Linked DNA regions of Homo sapiens: region 2 is linked to region 1. Evidence: chromatin loops called from intact Hi-C (ENCODE). Cell type or tissue: heart right ventricle. All regions are shown on one strand. Links, peaks and the distances in the headings refer to the core of each region. The heading gives the core; the rest is flanking DNA.

What was found. Hi-C counts contacts between places; a loop is a spot of excess contacts. Peaks named below come from ENCODE experiments on the same cell type or tissue, not always from the same donor. Only the 100,000 strongest peaks of a DNase experiment are listed, where the experiment ranks them.
Region 2: a loop joins it to region 1, with 3 times the contacts of the local background. A loop is called at or near these places in 6 of 110 quality-filtered maps.

The regions. Positions count from the first base shown.
Region 1 is chr17:73,648,494-73,651,408 of GRCh38, forward strand. No RefSeq gene overlaps it. Among named protein-coding and RNA genes, the nearest start is that of SDK2, 5.5 kb to the left of the region's middle. In heart right ventricle, for the core only: a CTCF peak has its summit at 1,860 (motif pointing right); no DNase peak of the experiment used is centred there; H3K27me3 peaks cover 903 bases.
Region 2 is chr17:73,769,114-73,772,028 of GRCh38, forward strand. The region is part of intron 2 of LINC00469 (long intergenic non-protein coding RNA 469); the gene reads right to left. Among named protein-coding and RNA genes, the nearest start is that of LINC02092, 16 kb to the right of the region's middle. RefSeq lists enhancers at 1,119-1,620, 1,621-2,120. In heart right ventricle, for the core only: no CTCF peak of the experiment used is centred there; a DNase peak (open chromatin) is centred at 1,578; H3K27ac peaks cover 1,777 bases.

The DNA.
Region 1 (2,915 bases), core at 326-2,825:
ACTCAGTTTAGAAGAAAAATGAGTGAGGCCAGAAGAGGAGGCAGAGTGGAGGTGGCCTTTAAACTATGGGTCTACAGAACAAAATCACTCATTCGTGCTTCCCAACTACGCCGTTCCCAGCATCTCATTCCTCAGAGTGAGGCTGTTCTCAGGGTTGCTGTAGGTGGGGCTGGGCCAGGGCCCCCCAGAGTAGAGACTTTCAGCAAAGCCATCTATACTACCTGCAGGGAACTGAGACACCTCACTGCCTTGAAACAAGGGCTTCCAGTAAATACCTCATGGCATTCATTTTTCCTTTTTGTTCTGTGTTGAAGGTGGAGAAAGGGAAGTAGTGGAAGAGGTAGAAGTGGTTTATTAATCTCAATCGGAGAGAGAGAAGCCCTGAGTCCCTGTCTCAGCTCCAGCTGACATAACAAAATACCATAGACTGGGCAGTGTAAGCAACATGCATTTTGGTTTGTTTGTCAACTTTTTGTTTTTATTCTGGAAAACATTTTCAGCATGCATACTAGTAGAGTGTCTAGCATAGAATTCTGCTGTTCAGTATGATAACCACCAGCCATGTGTGAGACAGAGCACTTCAGACTGGGTTACTGACACACATTGAAATGATTATAGTTTGCAGCTATTGAGTTAAATAAAGATAATTTTAAAAAAGAATTAGCCTATTTCTTTTTACCTTGTAAAATATGACTACTGGGAAATTTAAAATGACACATATGGTTCGCATGACGTATTTTGGACAGTGTTGGCATAGACCCCCCTACTTATCTATGCCCATTTCAATAGTCATCAGCTTGCGGCTCTTCTTGTTTCATTTACACCCTATGCACTTAATTTTTTTTTTCTGCTTTGATGCCATCTTTACCAATGTACAGAGCTAAATTTTGTTGACAGCAGACATTTATTTCTCTCAGTTCTGGAGACTGGGAAGACCAAGATCAAGGTGCTGGCTGATTCAGTTCTTGGTGAGAGGTCCTCTCTTCCTGGTTTGTAGACAGCCGCCTTCTTGCTGTGTGCTGGGTCTGCACGAGGCAGAAGGAGAGAGAGCAAGAGAGAGAGAGAGGAAGAAAGAGGGAGAATCAGGGTAGAGAATGAGAGAGAGAGGGAGAGACAGTGTGTCTCTTTCTCTTCTTACAAGGACTCTAATCTCATCATGCAGCCCCATCCTTAAGGCCTCATCTAAACCTAATCACCTCCCAAAGACCCCACCCCTAATACTATCACATTGAGGGTTAGGGTTTCAACATTTGAATTTGGGATTAGACACAATCCTAATCCAGGCTCCGTCCCCACCCTCAATTACCCATTAAAATTTGCTTTATGGGAATGGGCCTAAGTGCTCAATGCATGTCCATGGCTGGGTTGGGCTAGGGGAAGCCTGTATCTTCAGCTTCTCTGTGCTAAGGTCAAAACCACTGTGGGGTCTACTCCTGGCTTTCAAGCCCTGGGATTTGATTGGCTGGGCACAGACCTAAACAGATTGAGGTTCCAACTTCTATGCTCTTCCCTGCTTGTGCCCACCAGTTCTCCAGGAAAAGAGGAAAAGAGACATGGAGAAATGGAAGAGAATATCCCCAAACCACCAATACTGGTGCAGAAATGCTCACTAGCTTGCTGATTGGGAGCCAGATGCAAGCCGGAGAGAAAAAGACGTTAAGAGACCACAGGAGACATTATTTTTAAACAATAAAGCTGCTAAATGTAGGCTAGGCTAGAGGAGGACATGAGTGCATAAGAAATGGGAATCTTCTCTCTCTGGGCCAGTTTAGCTATTCTGAGCCACGGGCAGAGCATGGGGAGGTGAGGGTGTGTGCTCAGCCAAGTCTGGTGGAAGCCCAGTGCAACTGCCAGACAGGAGAGGGTGCTATAAACATGCTGCTGGAAGACTCAGGAAGGAGGAGGTTGGTGGGGTCAGAATGTGTACTTTGTGGTAGTTTCAGAAAGAAAAATAGCACCCATTTTACTCATGAATGTCTTTAATGTGTCTACTATAAGATATGTAAACACCAGGGAGAAGTCTGCCTCTGGGTGGCTGGGACATTGATCTTTGAATTGCACAAAGAATTAGAATCATTTAGGGCCATTCGAAATCACAGAGTGATGAACTCTAACTTCAACAATGTTTATTTAATCTGCCTAGTACGAGAGCAAGCTAGTGGATTTGCCTCTCAGAGTCTACACAGCCAAGTGTCACAACTTAGAGGGTGAGTGCCTTTGATTGGGCATGTTCCTGGCCAGCCTCGCGGACCTCCTTGCCCGATTATAGCCACACCTGCCTCTGGACTTTGCTCTTGGAGATCCCTGTGTCTGAAATGCCCTCCCTCCAAACGTCCCCACCTTCGCTGCATCCGCGTTTAGAAGGTACCCGGCCAGTGAGACCTCCCCGTCAATTGCTTTGAAAGGGCAATCCCACTCTTGCGTGATGTTCAAAATAGTCAACATTGGAAAAGCAGAGGTACTGACCAATCACAGAAGCTACTGCCTGATCCTCTCCACCAGCATGCCCTGCTGTGTGTCAGCCCTGCCAACTCACCAACACACACATGCACTCACTGCAGTGCACACATACAGACATTCTCCCTACTCCCCCTTTCTTACCTTTTCCCCTTTAGCACTCTTACCACTATCTGATATATCATAGATTTTACTTGTTTATTTATTGCCTACCTTCCCCTGCTAGAATACAAGCAGCTTGAAGGCAAGAACTTTTGCTTATTTGTCCCTGTGTATTTAATCAAAATCAGACCAAGCGATGATATTTGTTCAATGTAATCAAAACAATGAGAGAAAATATACATGAAGTGTGAACAGCCTTTCAATTTTATTACTGTGTCTTTACTTCAGTTGACCCTGCAAATTAAGCTATTTACACCTCAAATGTGTGTTTTCTGATATCTGGATTTACAGCAAAC
Region 2 (2,915 bases), core at 197-2,696, 120 kb after region 1:
GGGCAGGCGGTGACCACACGTGGGGAGGAAACCAGAGCACCTGGTACAGTGCCCAGTCCCGGTCTTCTCCAGATACTGATGAAGGGGTGCGGGCATATTTTGGCTGAAGGCAGCAGCCCTAAGCTCCGGAAGACACCACATTCACCAAGTCAGAACCCTCGGGATGGGAGCCAAAGAATGTTTTCTAGCACTCAGTGAGAGAACAGGCCCGGGCTACCTGATTGAAAGACACCGCAACCCACACGTGTAGCCTTACATTTTCCAGCAGCCACATTAAAAAAAAGTGAAAAGAAACAGGTGAGATTGCTCACAATAGCATACGTCATTTAACCCAATATATGAAAAATGCCATGATTTCCATGCATAATAAATATAAAAGAATTATTTATGAGATATCTTGCCATCTCTTTTTCATACTGGGTCCTAAAAGTCCTGTGTGTATCCCACACTTCAGGCACCTCACTAGCCCAGTGTCCAGTGATCAATAGCCACATGTGGCTCAGGGCTGTCATATCCAACAGCACAGTGATGAAATCACAGTGAAACTTCTCCACTCTCCAGTCCAGAGACGGCCATCTCCCCATGGCCTCCGCAGGGCATTCTCCAAACTCACACATCTGGAGCCAATGCCCACGGGCTCCTGGCTGGTCATTCTGTGTTGTCTGATACTGTTCATGTTGGTGACCTTAGTGCTGGCCAGGGAGGGAGTCTGGCTCTCTTCTATTGGAGGTAATTGTGGAGTGGGGTGGCTGTGGGGCCTCAGAACACCTTGGAGCTCTCAAAGACCCTCTCACATCTTGGCCATTCCCACTTCCAGGACCAAAGCAATGATTCTGGGAATCAGCTGGGGCCACCACTGGAATAGAATGAGGCGATGGGGAGAGCCCAAGTTGGGAAAATGGAATCTTTGGTGACTGTGGGGGATGTGAGAGCCACAGACAGGAGATCACGGGTGCCTCTGCCTGCCACATATTTGAAAATGCACAAAGCAAGAGCCTCCCCTCTCCCCAGCACACGCAGGCACAGGGAAGTGTGATCATGGAATCAATTTATTTGTCTACTAATGCGCCAGGCACTGTGTTTTATAGGTATGAGCCCATGTCAGCCTCACGACAACCCTTGAGATAGGTCCTATCAGTGCCTCCATTTTAAAGATGAGAAAACAGAGGCACAGAGAGGTGAAGCATCTTGTCCGGAGTCACACAGCTAGTGGGTGGGGTAGCCAGGATTTGGACCTAGGGGGAGCTCCATCCGGGCACCAAGTCCACTGTCCCCTGGAAATCACATCATGACAAGGGGAGAAGGCAGTGGGGAGATGGAAAAGTTGGGAGGCTGTTCAGGAACTGGTGACAAGGAGGGGGAAGGCTGCCATCTGGCACCACCATGCAGGCAGTCCCAGATGGTGGAGAACCCACATCCACTGCCTGGCCGGGCTGGAACAGGATGGGGCGCAGACAGGCAGGTTCTCGGCAGACAGGCTCTGTGAAGAAGGTCTCATGCTTCCCCCATCCCACCCCAAGGGAGTGGCGAGGGAAGGGAAGCCTGTGACCTCATCATCTGGGCCAAGGCCAATGACATCACCAGGAGGGCAAGGAGCCAGGCCCAGCAAGTTATTTATGGAAACGGCTGGCGGCCAGGCACAGCTCCTGAGCTGTTTCAGATGTGGCTGGGATAAAGCCTCCAGCTGGCCCACTGGGGCTGCTGAGGCCAGGCAGGCGGGTGAGGATGAAGGAGGGCTGGAGGAGGGCTGGGGGAGTCAGCCCGCTGATGGGGCAGGGCTCTTCGAAGGCTCACTGGGGTCCCCAGCGGGGATCACTGGGGCACCATGCTTCTCCTTGGCGTCTGCCCATCTGTGTCCTCCCTTGCTCAGGGTGGACCTGTGGTCTCTGCAGCCTGCCATCAGGGTCTGAGTCTGGATGAGCTTAGAAAGAGCAGCATGGAGATTTCAATCACAAGCCACAGCTCATGTGTGCATCTATATTCGTGTGCCTGAGGGGATGTACTGTGTGCATGGCTGTTGTATGTGCGTCCCTGTCAATGGATAGATATACTCTCTGGTCCCTTGTATATTGCTCCCCTGAGTGGTCATAGGGGTAGTTAAGTTTGTGAGTTCATGGATATGGGCATCTCTGCATGAGTGTGTGTGTGTGTGTGTGTGTATGTGTTTGTAGGAGATGGGGAGAAGAGAGAGACAGAGTGCACAAGACCTAGCAAATAGGAAGAGAGGAGTCACGAGGGGAGAGAAATCACTGTAGGAAGTTGGGAAATATAATTTCAGTGGAGGATACAGAGGCACTTATGGAAGCTTCAGCAAAAGTAGACAAACCTTTCAATCCATTTATCAAAAATGCCTGCAGCTCTGCCGCCTGAGTAGGTGCAACAAGAATAAAATATTGAGCAGAACCAGTGATTGTGGGACTGGAGGAGGCCAATAAATAAGAAATTACTGAGATGCTCACCCTGAGTCCAATGAGTTTGCTCTGGCACTCCCTCTACTCATCATGCCCTGTGGTCTCTTGGGTGCTGGCTGGGACAAGCTAGCAGGAACCCACGTGGCCAGATCTCTGGCATTTTGACTTTAGGACTTCTGGAAGGATGCCTGGGAGAATCAGGGGGAACAGAGCTGCCAAGCTCCACTCAGGTAAGCTTTGGTGTGGTGGTAACACAGGGGCCCTGCTTCTCATGCCTCTTGGCCTTGCTAGCTGCCCTCCTTCCCTTTAAAATCCTCCATGAGGGAACGAAATCTACAAGACCCTGAATGGAGCTTTGGTGGTTGATCTATGGGCTCTCGATGGAGCAACAGGGGTATGGGAATGGGAGCCAGGTCATGACCAAGGGGCTCCCAAACCTAGACCCCAGCCTGTGCTATCTACAAAGACCTCATCTTGCCTCCCAGATCTTAGGCCTTTTGAGTG